Regions from separate parts of the Homo sapiens genome. Here region 2 is linked to region 1. A link is an interaction called in ENCODE POLR2A ChIA-PET data of the cell type or tissue named here. Cell type or tissue: MCF 10A. All regions are shown on one strand. Links, peaks and the distances in the headings refer to the core of each region. The heading gives the core; the rest is flanking DNA.

Region 1 (11,676 bases), core at 1,940-9,939:
AAAATCTCATTAAAACACCAAGAAAGAATTCAAATTTAACTTCTAGATATTGGTTGGCAGCAATGATTGCTTAAAATAAATTAATCATCAACAAGGGAATTTTGCTACTCTGGTTTTTTGGAGGGGTGGGGGTTGAGATAACAAAAGGAAATGCAATTTGACCTTTATGAACATATTCACAAATACAAAAACACTGATGACTTTTCTGTTTGGTTCTTTGAGAGAAGGCAGAGGAATCTTTGTTTGAAGCACCTTCAGAATAACCCTAATTCTGCCTCAAAACCATGAAGTAGCACACTGGGATGGCTATTGCAATCTGGACAACCTGTATGTTCTTGCTGGGGTCATGACATTTGGGAGAAATGAGGCAAAAGAATGGGACAAAGGGATTCCTCTTAGCAATCAGAGACTGGCAGAGCTCTTTTGTTGGATAATGTGCAACCTGAGTATAAAATCATTTTGAAATCTAATGTTGGCAAAGGCGAATAAACACATATATCTGCACAAACAGCACGTAAGGTAGAAGAATGAAATCTCAGCATGGGCCTGGTCTGGTGCACATCTAACAGAGTCTTAACAAGCACTAGCTCGATTCTCAAACGGTTTTGCATCAGTGGGCATCACTGACCCCTCCTACCCCAGCTCGCAATACATGTACACACGCACTGACTCTAGAGACAGCATTCGCTACTGGACACCATGAGGCAGTAATGAAGTTCCGGCAAGTGATTGGCAAGCCTTTTCTGAGCGCTTCTTGTATGCGAAACGCTGGTCAGGCCCCCTTGTAAACCTGGTGGCGATCTCCAGTGCCTCCTCACCTCTTTCATTATTTTGATGGCTTCCACCCGGTGCTGGGGTGGGGGGTAGAGCAGCACTCGGTGGTAGAGGGACTGGAGCACGGGCTTCATGGAGTCCACAGACCCCACCAGCCGGACCAGCTCGGCTGCGATGTAATAGATAGTCCGAGCCACAGGTCCGCTCAGGGCCGGCGCAGTGCAGGAGCAGCCTGATCCTCGGCCGTGGTCAGACACTCCCGGAGACGCAGAGTCCGACTCCAGGCTGGTACTGGTGCTGCTGGTGTGAGCAGAGGTGATGGTTTTGTCATGAATTGGATTCCCCAAGATCACGATGAGAGCAGGGCAGAGGTTTTTCCTGGGAAGAGATGGTGAGAAAAGTAACTTTCCCCACGAGCCAAATGATAAAATTTACTCTGCGAGTAAACAGATGCCATAGAAATGACAAGAGTGCGGCTCTTTACTTCTTCTTCTTTTGGCTACATTTTGCCTGTTTTCTAAGTCTCTTTAACATTTCTAGGTATTTCAACAATACTTTTCCTCATAAATTGAGCTAGCATGAATGAAATAAAATATAAGAGAAGCATTAAGAAACCATCATAAGTGAAGAAATGGACTCAAAATGCTAAATGGCTGTTATAAAGTTTCATATTACTACAAATAACAAAATGATTTCTCATTTGAGAAGTTAATTGCAAATTCCATACTGACACCTATCATTTGGCTTCCTTCCTGTCGATAAGCCCAGGGACCCAGAACAACCAGCTGGCTGCCTGTGGGGCCTGTCACTTCTGGGAATCTCTGACTATGATTAAGAGACTGGTATTCGTGTTGAGATGGAGCTAGGGCTAGGAGTAAAGCTCAGTATCTCTTGCCCCCTGCATAAGTTACATGCTTTTTGAACGAGCTGAAAACACAGAAAAATTTTCTGGTTCTGGTCTCTCATGATCCTATGATATAAACCAAAGACGGCCCTGGAAGCATATTCTGCCATAATCATCATCAGTTTTTCTGCGGAGTTTGGTCTGATGGATGTCAACAAAGCAATTTATCTGCTTTATTATTATTATATATTTTTGAGACAGAGTCTAGCTCTGTTGCCCAGGCACGATCTCGGCTCACTGCAACCTCCGCCTCCCGGGTTCAAGTGATTCTCCTGCCTCAGCCTCCCGAGTAGCTGGGATTACAGGCACCCGCCACCATGCCCAGCTAATTTTTGTATTTTTAGCAGAGACAGGGTTTCACTGTGTTGGCCAGGCTAGTCTTGAACTCCTGACCTTGTGATCCGCCCACCTAGGTCTCCCAAAGTGCAGGGAGCGTGAGCCATTGGGCCCGGCCTATTATTATTATTATTATTTAATTTTTTTTTTTTTTTGGGACAGAGTCTTGCTCTGTCACCCAGGCTGGAGTGCAGTGGCTTTATCTCCGCTCGCTGCAACCTTCACCTCTCAGGTTGAAGCAATTCTCATGCCTCTGCCTTCCAAGAAGCTGGGATTACAGGTGCCCACAACTGCCATGCCCAGCTATTTTTGTATTTTTAGGAGAGACGAGGTTTCATCATGTTGCCCAGGCTGGTCTCGAGCTCCTGGCCTCAAGCAATATGCCTGCCTCGGCCTCCCAAAGTGCGGAGATTACAGGTGTGAACAACTGCACCTGGCCACAATTTCCCTGCTTTCCCTCTAAGACATTTACGCACAGATGAAACTACTACTGGTGGGTCATGGACTTCATGGAGAGGGACCCAGAGACACAGTCAGCAGCAGCCCTTGGGTTGGCATCAGCGTCGGGGCGTCAGGAGTGGGTGCTCACCAGATCAGGTCCGTGAAGCGCCTGTGCAGGTGCATGGAGGAGGAGGAGCTGCTGAGCACAGACAGGATGCACTCCAGGTAGAGAAGCTGCAGCTGCTGGCTGTCACTGCAGAAGAGCAGAACCGACACAAATGCAGACAAAAGACAAGGCAAAATTAAAGAGGTGATGTGTGGAAACACGCTCGGAAAAATGGTAGGCGTTACTAAAGTGCTAGTTTTAGGGGGACGGTTAGTGTTATGGGTTGAACTGTGTCTCTCTCCCCAAATTCATAGGTTGGAGTCCTAATCTCCAGCACCTCCGAATGTGACTTTATTTGGAGATAGGTCCTTGCAGAGGTGATCAAGTCAGACTCAGTTCACTAGGGGGGATGCTAATCCAACATGACTCTGTCCTTAAAGAAATGGAAATTTGGACACAGAGACATTCACTGAGGGAAGACAGTGTGAAGAGACACGGGGAGAAGACAGCCATCTACAAGGCGCGGAGAGAAGCCTGAGGAGATCCTTCTCTCTCACCTCTCAGGAGGAACCAACCCCACTGACGCCTTGATCTTGAATGTACAGGCTCCAGAACTGTAATACAATAAACTCTTGTTTAAGGTACTCAGTTTATGGCACTTTGTTACAGCAGCCTCAGCAAGATAATACAGTTGGGGTGATTTTTTTTTTTTAACTAATAAACTTTACTTTTTAGAGCACTTGGAGATTTATAGAAAAACTGACCATGAAACATTTATCATATTGAACCTATTGTTAAATCTTACATTGGTATAGTACACTTGCCACAATTAATAAAAAATTGATATATTAACTAAAGTCCATAGTTTATGGCAGAAATGCTAATTTTTATATTATCTAAACCTTTCAAGAGACCATTTACCACATTATCTTTTCATTGGTGAACACTTTGTGAACTTGCATTAGACTTTTCTTCTTTACTGAGGAAACATGATTTTTCAGTGGAGAAATTATTTTGTGTCCAAGTTATCATTATGGGGTTCCTCATAGAGGAACAGAGCCAGATGAAGAGAACAGACAGCTTTATGGGGAACACATTCCTAATATCCAGATTAACTTCTCTGCCCAGCCTACCAGAAAGTATTAAAATCCAGGCAGGTGACAAGAGTGACAGATAGGGCTAAGGAAGAATTTAATTTTCAGGGACATGTTTATTGCAAATATATAATAAATCCTTTTTTAGAGAGTTCACTCAGTAATGTGGGATGGGAATACTCAGAAAAAGGAAAAACTTGCTTATAAAAATAATTTTTGGTTATGTCTCTTTCTCCTAATTTAAAATAAATGTCCAAAGGAAGTCAGGAAGTCTAGTGTCTTTAACAGTTCAAATTACCCCCAGGAGAAGGGGGTGGAAGGAACAGAAAGGCTCATGCAGGCCAACTAGAAACTTGAAGAGATAGGAAGGAAGTAAAGAAAAGTTAACAGTAGACAGTGCTAAGGCCAGAGGTTACATCCACACAACTGCCAAATTGAGAAAGACCACACAATTGTAAGACAGAGGATAGTGAGGGGGTGGAGTCCTTTATGTGCCATTTAATACACTGACATTGATATTAGTATTTATGTGCCATTAAATACACTGACATTGATATTATGCTCTAAAGCCCTTTGTCAAAATTCTTCCATGGTCTGTCCACTAAAAATACTGTTTTTATTTTCTTTTAAGGTTTATAGAACTAAACAAAAACAAAGAGACAGTTTGTAGCCCTTTATAGAAAAAGGTTCCTGACCCATATTCTAAAATCTCCCTTGTCCAAAGAAAGCTGTATAGTGATTAAATAATGTTATTATTCTGTAGAAGGGAATGCCACTTATATTTGGATATACTCTGTCTACCACGCCCTTTGAGGGTGGAAGAAGAAATGGGGAAAGGCTGAGTCTCCACAAAAGTTATTACTATTTGCCAAGAGGAAGGTGATGGATGGAGGAAGAGTAAGAAATGATGAGCCATTCTTGAGCCAGGTAAGGACTTCACATTTCTAGGCTTCTAGTCCTACAAGCTTCCCTATGCTTTTGACCAAGACGTAGCTCCTGACATGAAACAGCATGTTTCTTCACTCTTACGGGACTGGACAGACATATAAGCAAGTAGATAAAGCACTGGTAGGAAGGGCTGTGAATGAATACCTTAACGCAAGGTTCTATGAGACCATATGGCAGGAGCAACTTCTTAGAAAGAATGTCCACAGGACATGCTGTCTTAGTAGATCCTAAAGTTCAAGTAGGAGACTGTGGCATGGTGAAGCAGAGGAAAAGGTGTGACAAAATATCAGGGTGGAGGAGGAAGGGATTTGGGCTGAGAGGTTTGTGGCTAAAGCACAGGGTGTGAGGGTGGTATCAGCCCAAGAGGTGGACAGAGGCCCGATCAGGAAGGGTCCTGTAGGCCACACTAAGATGTCTGGAACTTTATCTGGAGGTAAAAGAGTGATATGACCAGATCTGTATTTCAGAATGTTCAATTTGTTTGCTTTACGAGGAAGAGAGTGGACAGGACAAATCAGAGGGCCATGGTGTCAATTGTAAGCCATATTTAAAAAATCACTTCTGGAAGGATTGCCTTCACTGTAGTCTCAGTTAATCATTCTGACCAATCACTTGACCTGTTATTAAGAAGAAAAATTATGAAATGCTCCAATTCAAAAATTTCTCTTTTTCTTTCAAACTGTCAGTCTAGCATCACAAAACGAAAACAACTATAGACAGGAAAGACTCTCAATTTCTGAAATCATTGGAAATAAGTCCATAGAAAAGCTATGAGTCATCAAGCTATTGGCAAAGTGTGCCATGGTGAATACTTCAACCCCCAGGTTATCAGACTCGCTGACAGGGAACACATTGCCAAGGTAACTGGCCTGAGAGTCTCCTTGGAGACTGAACGCAGCAGCTTTTCCGTGGGTTGCGGCAGTCTGGAAAACAGATGATCGTGCCCATGCATGAGTCACACCATTAAAGGAGCTGTTTAAAACGTAAGCACCTTCCACTAGATACACACACGCACGTACGCAGCATGTATGCGTGTAAAAGCTGTCCTTGTACAAACAAGTAAGTAGAATGCACAAGGCAAAAAGTAACCTAGAAACCAGCCAACTCTTTCAAAACACATGAGGGAAAAATCTGTCTACTTAGGAGGGCTGTAAGTCACTTTTCTTGGTCTTTTCTGTGAGCATTTCATGGTTGGCAGGCTTAGTATCTGCTGGTCTCATTCTCTGCTCATCACTGAACTTCTTCCCAGGTGCACGATCTGTGGAGAACAACGCTCAGGCGTGGACCCGCAGGCCGTGAAGGCAAAGCAGCCACCCCTCCTGGCAAGGCTACTGGGAGGGCAGCCTAGCACGTTTTGTATCTCTGGAGCTCTTAGAGTTTTGTTTTGAACCATTTTGACTTTGCTTTCCTTAGAAATAGATTTGAATTTAGTTAAAGAAAGGAGAGAAGAAATTAAGTGTGTAAGGAGTGAAATGGAATTAAGACAGACAGTGGGAATGCTTTGGCAGGCCCCATCTATTCCAAGCCTGCGTTGGTATAGGTTTCGCTCTAACATTCTCTGTTCTAGGAGGAGAGAGAAGCAGGGAAAGAGTGGTGGGAAACAGGCAGAGAATAAGTAAGTATCTTTCTAAGTCCAATTATCCTTCCAGAAATTCTTGGATTTAAAAAGCATCATGTAACTCAACTTGCCTAACATAGGATTCTATTAATACCACATCTCCAAGGCATGCGAGGGAGTGTTCTGCGTACCTGAATACATTTTCTGAATCCTCCCAAGAGTCCAAGCATATCATGAACACACACCCCTACAGAGCTAAAGCCCTAAGAGGCACTGATTTTGGAAATGGCTGTTGAGGTTAGTAAATACTGATTCTGGTGTGATTTCAGAGGAATCGCCTATTCAGAGAGTAGAAGAGGCATCCAGTTTAGCTAATAGAAATAAAGGAATTAAGTTAGTAAAATCAGAAGCAATGGTACACAAGTAAAAACTTAGCAAGGAGAATGAACAGAAGCACCAGACTGAGAGCAGCTGGTGCACGGGACTATCTTACCAGGTGGACATAAAGGTCTTCCCTTACAGCTATGCTAAGCATCCTGTGCCCCCAGCATCTTTAGCAAAAGGCCCCCATTTTAGGGTAATGGAGTCGTGATGGCAAATACCAAAATCATACAAAGCAATCAATTTCTAGAGGCAGAACTATGACCAGGGGAATTGTACTGGAAAATCAAACAAGACTGAGAATCCTATAAAATCATTAAGCTCTAAAATAACATGCCTAAAGCCATCTTTGATCCAATGTACAATGAGAAATCCTAGAAACATATGCACATGAATTCTTTTCTCCATTTAAAACCTATTCTCAAACTCCTGACCTCAAGTGATCCACCCACCTGGGCCTCCCAAAGTGCTGGGATTACAGAAGTTAGCCACCAAGAGACCAGCCTAGCCAACATGGTGAAACCTCGCCTCTACCAAAAATATAAAAAATTAGCTGGGTGTGGTGGCGCATGCCTGTAGTCCCAGCTACTCAGGAGGCTGAAGCAGGAGAATTGTTTGAACCCAGGAGGTGGAAGTTGCAGTGAGCCCAGATCACGCCTCTGCACTCCAGCCTGGGCGACAGAGTGAGACTGTCTCAAAAAATAAAAATAATAATAACAAAACAAAAACAAAATACCTATTCTTAAGTCATGTGGTTAAGAAATGCTTTGTTTTTCAGTGACTGATTGAAATCTACAACCTTTAGTTTCTAATATGTATGTGTGTGCATTTGCAGTGTTTGTTTGTACAATGCATTTTCCTAACAATCTACAGTCAAATTTCTGATGTACACAGCCCAGTGTTCTTAACTGTGTGATGACTAGAATTAGCAGCAACTATTCTAAAAGCAAACAAACCAGTTTAAAGCAAATGTATGTCAAATATTTACTACATGAGAGGGATTCCTGGAGCTGATGGGGGTTCCTGGGTGGCTGGAACCATCCAGGTTTAAAGAACCATGAACTTGAACCCCAGAATGCCAGGCATTCACTGGACCTACTCTAAGACTCTTTTCTGACTAAGGAACAATGGTATGTTTTAAGCCTATCCGTGTTGGGCCTACAGACTCATTCTGCCTTATCTTGCTGGCTAGGGGACTTATTTATTTTATTTATTTATTTATTTCGGAGTTTTGCTCTTGTTGCCTAGGCTGGAGTGCAATGGCGCAGTCTCAGCTCATGCAACCTCTGCCTCCCTGGTTCAAGCGATTCTCCTGCCTCAGCCCCCCTAGTAGCTGGGATTACAGGCACCTGCAACCACGCCTGGTTAATTTTTTGTATTTTTAGTAGAGATGGGGTTTCACCATGTTGGCCAGGCTGGTCTCGAACTCCTGACCTCTAGCTAGGTTTTAATTACTAACTGGCATAACTACCATGAGCCTCTCCCACGTTTCTAGCACTTAAAAACTCCAGATTTTTCCCTTAGAAAACTACTCAGAAAAAAAGTTTAGCTAATTAGTTTTCCCTTGCTTGTGAAGTAACAAATGCAGTCTTTATATTTTTTGTAGTTCTGGTGGTCTTCGTTCTATTCCCTGCCAATGCTAGGACCTGGGGGTGGAGCAGGGGTAAGGGAGAAGCACCCCCGACAGCTGGAAGTACCTGGCTGCCACCGGCGAGGCTGTGGTGTCCCCTGGTGAACACAAACAAGTTCACAGGGTTAAGATCAGATGAGGACTCACCATGACTGCGCTGGAACAGGATGAAAGCCAATCAGCGGCCATGCCTGAACAGAGGTCTTCTTTTTTAAAAGGGCTCTATATGACCACAAAAATGAACAAATGTCCCTCTCCCCTATGACTGACTCCCACTTCTTCTTCTATGACAACTCTAGCTCCCATCTGTTCATCCTGTCTGCTAGAAAAACTTAAGATGCCCAGTGCTAGAATTGCGCCTACTTTCTGACAGCACCCAATCTTTGAACAGAACGCTCAATTTTTAACCCATTCTAAGTCACCTAACTCATGTTAAAATCCTATAACAACCCTTCCTAACACCCTTTTACTGTCCTGTGGTTTCCCGTGGTGGACAGGCTCCCTCATATAAGAAGTTACTAAAATGAATCCTGTTAACTTCAGGTGTTCCTGGAGCTCTTTGGCTGATGGGCATTCCCAGTCTTTTAAGTGAATTTTCTCACTCAATCTTACAAAAACATGAATGCGTTTTATATGACTGATATTATATTCTATACAATATTATAGTAATTATCATAAGAAATAGTCTATTAATTATTTTATAGGATACACAGACTTAGGGTGGTTCAGATCTTTGTCCAAAGTCACATGCCAGTAAGGGGCAAAGCGTGGGTTTTAACCCAGGTAATCCAACAAAGATAATGTAGTTGAGCCAATAGTGATTAAACACCACTCTTGATTGGGTCTCAGGAGAAAATATGCCAATAGAAACATATTCCAACTCTGCTATACCAGCTGTCTGTGTTATGATGGAGGGGAACTGGACGGGGATGAGGACTTAGCACTAGAACAGATCAGACCTCTGGTCATTGATGGGTAGAGTGAACACATGACCTATCCAAACCAGAACACCTTTGAGAGTGAAGGAGGGTAATTATAATTATTACACAACAGGTAAAATCTGGGACTGTCCCAAGCAAAGCAGGTGGCATAGGGGCCTTACAGATGGGGTCGCTGCAGTTGGTGCTAGAGCCCTCAGTTAGGATGGTAATCTGAGTGCCAGCTCCACTGTTCCAACACGCCATGGTCAGGAAAGATGGGCACCTAAGCAGGGTACAGCAGGAACTATTTACATCCATCTGCTGTAGGACTCAGCCCTCCTGAGCAAGGGGAAGCCCAGACCTGCTGTCTGCCTAGCCTGCCAGGGTCCAGGGATGGGAGAAATTTGAGGGTGGGGGTAGGGAAAAAGTTAAGTGCTATTTCTTTTTGGTTTATGCTATCCATGTATTATATAGGCTTTTTCATTTTTAAAAATAAACTTTATTGTGCATATTTAAGGTTTACAACATGATGTTATAGGATTTATATATATAGTAAAATGGTTACTATAGTGAAACAAATTAACATATCCATCATCTCACACAGTTACTCATTTCCTCCCACTACCCATCCACATCCCAGTGGCAAGAGCAGCTGTAAGCTACTCATTTAGCAAAAATCCTGAATACAATACACTATTAATAACTATAATCCCCAAGTTGTACATTTGATCTTTAGACTTATTCAACTACACATTTGCTACTTTGAATCCTTTGCCTTATATCTCCCCGTTTCCTCTCCCCTACCCCAACCCTGGTACCACTATTTTATTTTCTATTTGTGCCTTGAAGTGCCTCAATAAAGAGAGCTTACTTTGGTCAAAATATAGAGGTGACTTACAGGAACAACAGAAGAATTGACGAAGAAACCATTTGGCAACAACTTTTAAGAGTAATTCCATGTTTAGCTTTAAAAAATCCTAAATTTCTGAGAAACCAAAAGCAAAACAAATAACAAAATGAGTTTCTGCAATGTTTCCAGCAAAGTGAGAGTCCTCATTCTTGCCTACAACTAGACTATTTCTCCCAACTCATTACTGCATTTAAAATTCAACAAGTGAGTTTTCTGCATTATCAGATGTCCTAGTTACCAATGAATGATAGTTTAATGTCTTTCATGATTCAAAGGACACTTCAGAATTGTAATGTGTTGTAGAATTTTGCAATTCATGGCATATGTAGCTGGTGGAGACTTTTCGCCCCATGTTGAAAGTCTGGTGTTTTATGATTTGGCTTTACTACAGGTGCATAGGTTGTCTTGTTAATGACTGCACGGAAAGATGGAGCAGCAGGCATCACCTAAGTGAACTCAGATATTGATTAAGCTGATACGCAAAACAAAACAAAAAAAAGTAAAAGAGTAACATGCTCTTTTTAAAGACAGTTGTGTGAGCTCATAGGCTCTGGAATGTTAGAAGAAATAGAGCACAGTCCAACGCTGTCATTTGGTAGAGGAAGAAAGGGCAGCATGGTTTGATGAGAAGAGTCAGGCACCGGGACACAGCTGAGATCTGGCTGAGACAGGACTGGCTCTCATACCAACCAGCACTCAGCCCAGGATTCTTCCCACTCAGCTTCATGCTCCATGAAGCAATTGTTCTCTGTAAGGTATCATCTTCCCATTGTCACATCAGAAAGTTATATACTCTAGTAATGGTATTTGGTTATTTGAACTGCACCAACTTTCAGAATATATTCCTTAGTAAATAACAGCGTTTAGGGTGTGGAGGGGGGAAACTATTGTCCCTATAATCTTACAATCCATAATTTGAAGTGATGCTGCAGACAAAGGTTATTTCAGAAGTAGACCACTGGTAAAGAAAAGCGGCAGTGGTTAGGGCACTTACTTTATGGCGGCTTGCAGCTTCTCACACAGGACGGTGAGTACAGAGACAACATCATCACAGAGGGACTCTACTGTTGACCCTTCAAAACAGAGGAGGTTACAGGCATGAGACATCGACAGGGGGCACGACGAGCTCCCTGAACCATCCTTCCCATCCTCCACTTTAGATGGTTTTTGAGACTGAAAAGATGATTTTCAGATGTGGAGAAGCCCTTAGGCCACCAAAGTGATGATCACAGAAATGATAAGAATTAAGTGTGATTATTCTTTTGTTTGTTTGTTTATTTTTTGGAGACAGAGCCTCACTCCGTCACCCAGGCTGGAGTGCAGTGGCGCAATCTTGGCTCACTGCAACCTCCGCCTCCCAAATTCAAGTGATTCTCCTGCCTCAGCCTCCTAAGTAGCTGGGATTACAGGCGCCTGCCACCACACCCAGCTAATTTTTTGTATTTTTAGTCGAGACAGGTTTCACTATGTTGGCCAGGCTAGTCTTGAACTCCTGACCTCAGGTGATCCACCCACCTCGGCCTCCCAAAGTGTTGGGATTACAGACATGAACCACCGCGCCTGGCTTATAATTATTCTTTCTAAAGCAAAACACGCAAAAGATAGTCCAGAAAGAAAATAGATTGTTTCTTATTAATAAAAATCACTCACACTTAACAAAGAGAAATTTAGTAA
Region 2 (11,676 bases), core at 1,457-9,456, 53 kb after region 1:
TATCTCATCTTAACTTTCACTACAACCTTCTTGCCCTTATTCTAAATTTGAGAAAATTGAGGTTCAGAAAGGTTTTGTAGCCTGCCCAAGGCCACACAGTTAAAATGTGTTGGAGACAACTCAAACCCAAATTCATCTGACTCCCAAGACCAAGTTCCTTCCAACCTCCTTTGGTCTCATAAGATCAGAGCAAAACTAGAATAGATGTGCTTCTTAACCCATTTTAGTTCTTAAACACACACACACACACACATACACACAATCTGGCAAAGGACCCTCTTCCTAGAGGAGGGTGCCTATCATTTCAGGGAATCCACAGGTCCCCAAACCTCGACTCTACATGGATCCCAAGTTAGGAGTCCCTATCCTTAGGGTAAAGAGCTCTGCTCAACATTCAAGGTCTGTATCAGAGAAGAGGGCAGTGTAACCTGGCTGGGGTTCTGCTAGGACTGCCTTTGAAGAGATGCTACACTGAGCCCTGGGTAGCTATGTGTGTGTGTGTGTGTGGGTGTGTGTGCATGTGTGTGTGTGTGTAGGTGTATGTGTAGGCTACTATAATTTTATAGTAAATAAAATTCTATTGTTGAAATTGAGGACCAATATTTTAAGAAAATGTCTACGTCAATAGTGCTATTTATTGCAAAGTAGTTGCTTCTGACCGTATCTGCAACAACAAAACAGATATTTACTTAAAATGAAATGCTTAAAAACAGGGTTTTTTTTTTTTTTTGCTAGTAAATACTAGTAAGAACAAAAGTGTACCCACCAGTCTAATGCTCTTAAACAGCTAACAAAAATCAACGTGAATGAAAACAGTTTACTGTAGTAGTAACATGGTTGGCAGCAGGGCCATAATAATCTGTATCCAAGGCCTCTCATCCCCTCAGACCCAGCAGCCCCTAGAGTAGTATCACAAGCCTCAGACCCTGACTTCAATTGGAAATGAACCCATATGCAAAAGAAGGAAATTCATGGGGCATAACTAATTTTGCTGCTTGCTCTGTGATATCATAAAAACCCTCCTACCTTCATTTTTTTTCTAAAAGTGATTTTAATGAAAGAGAAAACAGGCCTGTTAATTGGGTCTCAGGACGAAATTTATAATGAAAATGCAACATGGCACACACTCAATCCCCTTTGCACACACTGTACTGGAATAAATCATCTTTTGATCTTTCTAGATGCTGCCTCATTGGGAAAAGGGCATAGCAAAAACCAACATTCGATTACATTAGGCGATTATTTTTTATGCACAGGCACGTGCAAATTTATTCTTGCCTAACTAAATAAAGGCAGTGGCCCCCAGGTTTCATGTCCTGACATGCCATTATTTCTTAAAGAAGAATAATTAGCAGTGCTGCATATGCATGAGGAAGGCATCATCCGCACTGTGATGCTGCATCTGGTCATGTCAAGGAGACTGAACCTATTTCCTTAACTGCATAGTCATGGTTAACAGACCAGCTTTATTAGGCTAACAGGTAACAATGGACAAAGGGAAATTAAAATAGGGAACAAAGGAAGAGTTAGGATTTACCAATAATTATCTTTCAATACAAGCACCAATGTGAACTTTTTAAAAAAAAATTTGTTCGTAAGTTATTGGGGTACAGGTGGTATTGGGTTACAAGAGCAAGTTCTTTAGCGGTGATTTGTGAGATCCTGGTGCACCCATCACCCCAGCAGTATACACTGCACCATATTTGTTGTCTTTTATCCCTCGACCCCCTTCCACTCTTCCCCTCAAGTCCCCAAAAAGCCCATTGTATCATTCTTATGCCTTTGCGTCTTCATAGCTTAGCTCCCACATATCAGTGGGAACATACGATGTGTGGTTTTCCATTCCTGAGTTACTTCACTTAGAATAATAGTCTCCAATCTTATCCAGGTCATTGCAAATGCTGTTAATTCATTCCTTTTTATGTCTGAGTAGTATTCCATTGTATGTATATACCACAGTTTCTTTATCCACTCATTGACTGATGGGCATTTGAGTTGGTTCCACGATTTTGCAATTGTGAATTGTGGTGCTATAAACATGTGTGTGCAAGTATCTTTTCTGAATAATGACTTCTTTTCCTCTGAGTAGATATCCAGTAGTGGGATTGCTGGATCAAATGATAGATCTACTTTTAGTTCCTCAAGGAATATCCACACTGTTTTCCATAGTGGCTGTACGAGTTTACATTCCCACCAGCAGTGTAGAAGTGTTCCCTGATAACCACATCCACAAAAAACATCTACTTTTTAAAATTTTTTGATTATGGCCATTCTTGCAGGAGTAAGGTGGTATTGCAATGTGGTTTTGATTTGCATTTCCTTGATTAGTGATGGTGAGCATTTTTTTGTATGTTTGTCGGCCATTTGTATGTCTTCTTTTGAGAACTGTCTATTCATGTCCTTAGCCCACTTTTTCATGGGATTGTTTTTTTCTTACTGATTTGTTTGAGTTCATTGTAGATTCTGGATATTAGTCCTTTGTCAGATGTATAGATTGTGAAGATTTTCTCCCACTCTGTGGGTTGTCTGTTTACTCTGCTGACTATTCCTTTTGCCATGCAAAAGCTCTTTAGTTTAATTAGGTCCCAGCTATTTTTCTTTGTTTTTATTGCATTTGCTTTTGGGTTTTTGGTCATGAAATCCTTGCCTAAGCCTATGTCTAGAAGGGTTTTTCCAATGTTATCTTCTAGAATTTTTATAGTTTCAGGTCTTAGGTTTAAGTCCTTAATCTATCTTGAGTTGATTTTTGTATAAGGTGAGAGATGAGGATCCAGTTTCATTCTCCTACATGTGGCTAGCCAATTATCCCAGCACCATTTGTTGAAAAGGGTGTCCTTTCCCCACTTTATGTTTTTGTTTGCTTTGTTGAAGATCAGTTGGCTGCAAGTACTTGGGTTTATTTCTGGGTTCTCTATTCTGTTCCATTGGTCTATGTGCCTATTTTTATACCAGTACCACACTGTTTTAGTGACTATGGCCTTATAGTATAGTTTGAAATCAGGTAGTGTGATGCCTCCAGATTTGTTCTTTTTGCTTAGTGTTGCTTTGGCTATGCGGGCTCTTTTTTGGTTCCATATGAATTTTAGAATTGTTTCTTGTAACTCTGTGAAGAATGATGGTGGTGTTTTTATGGGGATTGTGTTGAATTTATAGATTGTTTTTGGCAGCATGGTCATGATCAAGTGGGTTTCATACCAGGGATACAGGGATGATTTAACACATGCAAATCAATAAATGTGATATACCATATAAACAGAATTAAAAACAAAAATCACATGATCATCTCAATAGATGCAGAAAAAGCATTTGACAAAATCCAGCATCCCTTTATGATTAAAACCCTCAGCAAAATTGGCATACAGGGGACATACCTTAATGTAATAAAAGCCATCTATGACAAACTCACAGCCAACATAATGCTGAATGGCTAAAAGTTGAAAGCATTCCCTCTGAGAGCTGGAACAAGATAAGGATGCCCACTCTCACCACTCCTCTTCAACATAGTACTGGAAATCCTAGCCAGAGCTATCAGACAAGAGGAAGAAATAAAGGGCGTCCAAATCAGTAAAGAGGAAGTCAAACTGTCCCTGTTTGCTGATGGTATGATCGTTTACCTCGAAAACCCTAAGGACTCCTCCAGAAAGCTCCTAGAACTGATAAAAGAATTCAGCAAAGTTTCTGGATAAAAGATTAATGTACACAAATCAGTAGCTCTTCTATAAACCAACAGTGACCAAGTGGAGAATCAAATCAAGAACTCAATCCTTTTTAAAATAGCTGCAAAAAAATAAAATATTTAGGAATATACCTAACAAAGGAGTTGAAAGATCTCTACAAGGGAAACTACAAAACACTACTGAAAGAAATCATAGACGACACAAACAAATGGAAACACATCCCATGCTCATGGATGGGTAGAATCAATATTGGGAAAATGCGAACTTTAAGTAACCCCAAATACATTCCTGAATGTTAGGCTGATTCCTCTTTGATGCTCTGGGTGAGAAGAGGCACAAAGATATCTTACATTTCTGAGGTCTGCTTATACTCTAAAATTCTAGGATTCTGTGATCTAAGCCATTTATCAAATAACTGTCTGAATTTCTTCACATCATAATCATAGGTCTGGTTGAAATGGCTTAGATGTGGCTTACAAAGTAACATGCTACACATGTCCCTATTTACTATTTAATTATAACTTTTGAAGGTAGACATTTAATTTTCAACCAAACTGAAACTAAGAGAGATTAGGTTACTTGTACAAGGTCATACGTTTGCAAATGACAGAGTGTGATGCAGACTTAGACCATCTCTTTTCTTTTAAAAAAATATTAAATAGACACAGGGTTTCACTATGTTGCCCAGGCTGGTCTCAAACTCCTGGCCTCAAATGATCTTCCCACCTCAGCCTTCCAAAGTGCTGGGATTACAGGCATGTGCTGCCATGCCTAGGCTAGGCCAATTTGTTTTGAAAATCTATGTCCTCAAGCCTACGCCATAACGTCTACACGGAGAGTCAGCTCCCACCAACTATGCGTAGGGCACACTGCTTTAAAGTGGTAATTCAAAGGTCCACTATGTTAAGAATGGGGACAGGCATCAAACAAATAATGTGAACTTTCTTATTTCGAGTGATAATTCATGAAGCAATGCATTATGTTGACAGTTGGTGTGTAGTTATGAGAAGGTGTAGGCAGTTTGGATATGTGGAAAAAAATCTGGCTTTGGAACTAGCTGCTGAGTTCAAGCCACAGCCAGCACCTTTCCTGGTAGTCATGCCGTTTCCTAATTTGCATATGAAAGGTTTCTACCCTCACTGTGGTGACACTCAAGTTGTTATTATTCATGTTAATGAATATGGGTCCTTTACATTTAAACAGTTTACACCAACATTGATGAATTTTCATTGATTAAGCTTTTGCCAGGGCCAATTCCATTGAGCCAACTGGAACTAAATTGGTTCCTTAATTGATTTTCTCTACAGTGCAGTTAAAATGTTTCCATTTCATTTCTATTTTAATGAAATTATTTTTATCAGTATCAATGCTTTTCTATTTCAAAACAAAGATTGGATTCACCCATCAGGCACTGTTTCAGGCCCTAGGGATATAGCTGTGAACACAAAATCCCTTTTCTCCTGCAGGCTTTCAAGGTTTTTTAGCAAGCCTATTGCAATTATTAAGTTGAGCATATGAAATTGGCATTTGTGTAGGTCAGAAGAGGTTGAATATTGGCAATTTCATGATTCAATCTAGTAGAAATAATTCTAAATAATATAAAATGGTTATGCCTATACTTTACCTCAAGACATCAACTTTTATTGTCCATGATTTTCTCATAAAAAGCACACATGTATATAAGAAAAATCCAAACAAGCAGAAAAACAAACATAAATATACACCAATGCAAATCAATTAGGGCATTAGTTAAGAAAGAGCTCAGCTCAATGTTGGCAGTGGGTATTTCCAGATAGTGGCATGGGAGAATTTTTTCTTTTTTTATACTTTCCATTTGTACCGATTTTAATACAATAACTCTAGAGTATACTTGCATAATCTGAAGAAAATACTTCTTAAGCTTGACTGATGTAAGGAGAGTGGCAGTTGAGTCACGGAAGTGCCATCATTAAAACCTCCAGCATGCCAGTCACCGTGCTGAGAGCTCAGGCACTTGATCCCAACAACTCTCACAACCACTCAATAAGGATGGACAAATACAGTCATGTGCCGCACAATGGTGTTTCCGTCAATGACGGACCACGGTGGTCCCATAAGATGATCATGGAGTTAAAAATTTCCTATCACCTGGGAAATTTCCTATCATAGCTGTCCTAACATCATGCAACACTATACTCACATGTTTGTGGTGATGCCAGTGTAAACAAATCAACTGTGCCGCCAGTTGTATAAAAGCATAGCACATACAATTAGGTACAGTACATCACATTTGATAATAATAAACAACCATGTTACTCATTTATGTATTTTCTATATTCTTATCATTATTTTAGAGCATACTCCTTCTACTTATAAAGAAAAAAGTTAACTGTAAAACAGCCTCAGGCAGGTCCTTCAGGAGGCATTCCAGAAGAAGCCATTGGTATCATAGGAGATGACAGCTCCATGCATTTTACTGACCCTGAAGACCTTCCAGTGGGACAAGATATGGAGGTGGAAGACAGTGACATTGATGATCCTGACCCTGTGTAGGTCTAGGCTAATGTGTGTTTGTGTCCTGGTTCTTAACAAAAAGTTTAAAAATTAAAAAATAAAGCTTAAAGGCCGGGCATGGCGGCTCATGCCTGTAATCCCAGCACTTTGGGAGGCTGAGGCAGGTGGATCACCTGAGGTCAGGAGTTTGAGACCAGTCTGACCAACATGGAGAAACCCCATCTCTACTAAAAATACAAAATTAGCCGGGCGTGGTGGTGCCTGCCAGTAATCCCAGCTACTTGGGAGGCTGAGGCAGGAGAATCGTTTGAACCCGGGAGGCGGAGGTTGCGGTGAGCCGAGATCACACCACTGCACTCCAGCCTGGGCCACAAGAGCGAAACTCCGTCTCAAAATAAATAAATAAATAAAAAGAAAAAGAAAATAAAGCTTATAGAATAAGGATATAAAGTATTTTTGTACAACTGACAATCTGTGTCTTAAGCAAAGTGTTACTTCAAAGAATCAAAAAGTTAAAAAATTAAAAAGTTTAAAGGATCAAAAAAGTCACAGTAAGCCACAGTTAACTTACTATTGAAGAAACAACATTTTAAAAATAAATTTAGTGTAGCCTAAGTGTACAGTGTTTATAAAGGCTAGAGCAGTGTACAATAATGTCCTCAGCATTCCCATTCACTCACTGCTCTCTCACGGACTCACCCAGAGCAACGTCCAGTCCTGCAAACTCTATTCATAAGTGCCCTATACAGGTGTACCATTTTTTATCTTCCGTATTTCATTTTTACTGTACCTTTTCTATGTTTAGTTACACAAACACTTTCCATTGTGTTACAACTGCCTACAGTATTCATGCAGTAACATGCTGTACAGGTTGCCTGGGAGCAATAGGCCTACAGCCTAGGTGTATAGTAGACTGTATCATCTAGGTTTGTGTAAGCACACTCTATGATGTTTGCATAATAATGAACTTGCCTAATGACATATTTCTTAGGACCTATCCCCATCATTAAGTCATGCATGACTGTATTATTGGCATTTACTGATGAGGGACAGAGGGAAAGAGAAAAAAATCACTCCTGGACAAGAGGCAGGGCAGGCACCAGACCCCTGAGCTCATGCCTTAGCACATGAGACCTTAATGGTTACCATTTGTCAATCTCAAACTACATTCCAAGAATGAGGTTAAACATTTTACATACAGCAAGCCAGTGAAGATCTTTTTTTTTCTTTTCTTTTTTTTTTTTTTTACCAAGACACTCCTTTCTTTCTGTCCATTGTCAATCCATTTTAACATTTCCTCACATTATCTCCCACATGTCAATTTTACAACTTCCTGCCGTGAAATGCTGTAAGCTGCTCCTCAGCCCCACAGACACACTTAATTCCTCACACAGCCACTTCTCATGGCACCGTGGAAAGCGTCTGCTCTTTAAGGTTTTCGTAAGAAGCTCTTTGTCAATATATATAAAGAAATTAAAATATTGGTATGCCTTGAACTAGGGTTTCCTCTTCTAGGAGCCTTTTCTAAGAAAATAGTCACAGATAATAGCAAAGTTTTCTATGTAAAGATGTTTACTGTATCTTTATGTATAATGTAACTGAGGTTAAACAAATCACAGTACATCTATAGAACAGAATAATACATAATCACTAAAAGTATTCTAAAGTTTTTTTGACACAGGAAAATACTTTGAAAATGTTATACAAAAATATGAGACTATCATGCAGATTATATACCGTACATGGTTGTCCTCTTGAATAAAACCTTGCACACACATACAGCATAGGCAGAGGAGAGGGGGAGAGATTGGAAAGAACTTTCCCCCAACACTTTGCCTTTTGGGAATGTGGATGATTTTGGTTTTATTATTTACATGTTTCTACATTTTAAATATCTTCAAGAATAAAACATGTTACCTTCAGAATTAGGAAAAAGGTTGCCAGGTGCGGTGGCTCACACCTGTAATCCTGGCACTTTGGGAGGCCGAGGAGGGCAGATCATCTGAGGTCAGGAGTTCAAGACCAGCCTGGTCAACATGGTGAGACCCCATCTCTACTAAAAAATACAAAAATTGGCTGCATGTGGTGGTGTGCACCTGTAGTCCCAGCTACTCGGGAGGCTGAGGCAGAAACATCGCTTGAACCTGGGAGGCAGAGGTTGCAGTAAGCCGAGATCACGCCACTGCACTCCAGCCTGGGAGACAGAGTGAGACTCCATCTCAAAAAAAAAAAAAAAAAAAAAAAAAAAAAAATTAGGGAAAAGGTGAAGTTAGTTTGAGCCTACAAGTACATGCACATGCTCTACCTTTCCTTCAAAGCTTTATGGCCTGAACACTGAATGCCTGTTTCCCTTAATGGCCTCAATGTCATCCTTCCTGAATTCCTCCATGCTAACTTCATCTCCTCTATCCAGTCACCACCCTTTCCAATTTATCAATAACTGAGCAATATTCCTGGAATAGCTTCTCTTTTTCTTCTCCCTAGAGAAATGTCCTTACCATCTTTCAAACATTTCCTGAATTGTTTCCTCTCCCTAAAGCCTTCTTGACTGAAGTGAGGCTTGTGATCCTAAAATACAGTTACCTTAGCCAAATACGTCATTTAAAATCAGTCTACTTAACCTTGCTTCTTTCCTTTCTGTGACATGTTTTCCTACAATCAAGCTTTCAGCCTTAGAGTGTGGATATACTGACAGTATGAAACATGCCTATGGAAATTGCTCTGCCCTGCCCTGGATCACAGAACACATGCATTTTGTTACTTAATGATTTTTTTCATGATGAAAATGCTCCAGCTGGCAATCTGGAGTTAGCACCCTGCCCGGAATCTCCAGCAGGAGCAGCGCCCTTCCGCCAAGGAGTGGCAAATGCAAACAGCAGCAGCAGCAGGTTCCTAACACAAACACTTTAATTTTATGGAACAAGAGAAAAGTAGTGGGAAAATACCATCACTATCTTTTTTTTTTTTTTTTTTGGAGACGGAGTCTTGCTCTGTCACCCAGGCTGGAGTGCAGTAGCATGATCTTGGCTCACCGCAACCTCTGCCTCCTGGGTTCAAGTGATTCTCCTGCCTCAGCCTCCTGAGTAGCTGGGATTACAGGCGCCCGCCACCACGCCTGGCTAATTTCTGTATTTTTAGTAGAGACGGGGTTTCATCATGTTGTTCAGGCTGGTCTCGAACTCCTGACCTCAGGTGATCCACCCACTTCCCAAAATACTGGGATTACAGGCGTGAGCCACCGCGTCCGGCTCCATCGTCTTTTTTATATGCTGATAACCTTATGCAACTGTAGAGCTACCTCTTAAAAAAATGACAACTCTATGGCATAAATATCTTTCAGAAACATCTATGCTACAAAAGACAGGTAACTTAAAAGCAAAACAAAACTAATAATTTTGAGAAAAAAAGACTGACTTCATATTCTCTTCAAGACTCACTGGCCTATTAAAGCTCACAAATAATGTATAAATAGATGTATTATAATTTCTTATAAATTAAGTACCATGACTGCAAAATGGTCAACTAAAGTAACAGTTTTCTAGGAAATAAAAATTTCCAGGTATGGTGTCAAAATGCCTTATGAAACCAATCCATTACCAGTTAACACAACAGTCAGAACTAAAATTGGCATTCCTAAATGACTAATAATCCATTTGTGAGAAGTACATAAGAGTTTTAGTAATAAATAGAGCATTTCTTTAATAAATATTTATTTAGCCTACTACATGTCCAGGCGCTGTGTGAAATGTTAGACACATAACGATGAATGAGACACACGGTTCCTGCCTATATGGAACCCATAGTCTAGAGGAAGTAACAGACATGTGATAATATGGAAACATAGGTACAAGGTAATGACACTTGTATGAAGGTATACACAACCAACTATAGAAGTATAATGAGAGTGGGAGAGATTTTGTCTAGAAAAATGCAAGTGTCTTCATAAAAAGGTGATACTCATTAGGCCTTGAACTGCAGGAGACAATGGAACTTGGTCAGCTCAGTGAAGAAGAAAAGGACATTCCCAAATGAGATTGTAAATGCAAAGGTACAGAGGGGGTTCGTGGAGCAGCCAAAGTCCCATTGTGACCTGATAGGGAAGTCACAGTGGGAAGACTGGTGTGAAATGATTTCACAAAGGAGCTTTGAGCCAGCTTTTGAAGGGTCTTGCATACCATTCAGAGAAACTAACCTTTAGCCAGTTGAAAATGAGGAGCTAATGAAAGATTTTTAATCAAAGGAATAATGTAATCTTAGACATTTTCTACCAAATGGAACTCTGGCTACAATGTAGCAAATGGATAGAAAACAGACTATCATAAAAAAAAAATGTTTGGAGTCAAACTACTCTTGGTCAAATTCAGGCCCTGACAATGGCAACCTGTGTGCTAAGCATTTCACCTCTTCAACCCTTACTTTCTTCATCTAAAAATATGGAACTAATATTACCTATCTCAAGCAGTGTTAGAATGATCTGATAAGAAGCTATGTTAGTCAAAGTCCTGACTGCCCAGGGCCAGCCTAACATTTACAGTGCTCTGGAGCGCCCCAGCTCTGTCTTGTCCTGCAAGGGGTCTCAGCAACATGGACACCTCAGCCTGCAGACCAATCCCAACCCACAATCACTGCAGTTAACTGCTTCATGGCCAGCCCTTAGGCCTAGGGATGCACACACTTGTGGCACCATTTGCCTTCTGAAAGATAGAGCCAGGGAAGAGACCTCATAGCTGAGTTTGTTTGGTTAGTTTTTTTTTGAGACAGAGTTTTTGCTCTGTTGCCCAGGCTGGAGTGCAATGGTGCGATCTTGGCTCACTGCAACCTCCACCTCCCGGGTTCAAGCTATTCTCCTGCCTCAGCCTCCCAAGTAGCTGGGATTACAGGTGCCTGCCATCATACTTGGCAAATTTTTGTATTTTTAGTAGACGATGTTTCGTCATGTTAGCCAGGCTGGTCTTGAACTCCTGACCTCAGGTGAGCCACCTGCCTCGACCTCCCAAAGTGCTAGGATTACAGGCGTGAACCACCTTGCCTGGCCCCGACAGCTGATTTCTGTAAAGAGGCTCAACACAGACAGAGCAGGGAATTCTGAAGTCTTCAGTACCCAGAGAGAAAAGGGCAGGCTTTGGGTGGGAACATTTCCATTGCCCTGAGGAGACTGAAAATAAAGCCTCTACAACACGGGTCCAAGGCAGGGTCCTGCCTCACCTAGGACTCAGCGTAGCACCGACAGTATCTAGCACATTGTACACGCTCAACAAATGCTTGTGATTATGGTGCTCTTTCTGATTATCACAGTTGCCTTATGATAACTTCATTGTTGTCATCATTATTAACCAGAGGCATGAGAGCCTGGAGGAAGGGCTCCACTCTAATAGAAGGACCCAGCGCTGAAAGTGCATTTAGGTGTCTGCATTCAGGAATGGAAAAAAGGAAAAAGAACCTACAGACAGCATGCAAACGAAGTAGAGAAGACTACCTGAAAGAACAGTTTTGAGGAAGTAAGTGG

The links. ChIA-PET counts read pairs that join two places held together with the same protein. Peaks named below come from ENCODE experiments on the same cell type or tissue, not always from the same donor. Only the 100,000 strongest peaks of a DNase experiment are listed, where the experiment ranks them.
Region 2: POLR2A ChIA-PET joins it to region 1 with 6 read pairs; 3 of 35 experiments call an interaction of 5 or more read pairs at or near these places.

Annotation. Positions count from the first base shown.
Region 1 is chr6:138,244,912-138,256,587 of GRCh38, reverse strand. ARFGEF3 (ARFGEF family member 3) reads right to left here. Exons shown (of 34, transcript NM_020340.5): 8 at 10,997-11,075; 9 at 2,604-2,708; 10 at 819-1,152. Among named protein-coding and RNA genes, the nearest start is that of PBOV1, 32 kb to the right of the region's middle. RefSeq lists an enhancer at 5,199-5,368. In MCF 10A, for the core only: no CTCF peak of the experiment used is centred there; a DNase peak (open chromatin) is centred at 5,477.
Region 2 is chr6:138,191,736-138,203,411 of GRCh38, reverse strand. All of the region lies in intron 2 of ARFGEF3 (ARFGEF family member 3), which reads right to left. Among named protein-coding and RNA genes, the nearest start is that of PBOV1, 21 kb to the left of the region's middle. In MCF 10A, for the core only: no CTCF peak of the experiment used is centred there; no DNase peak of the experiment used is centred there.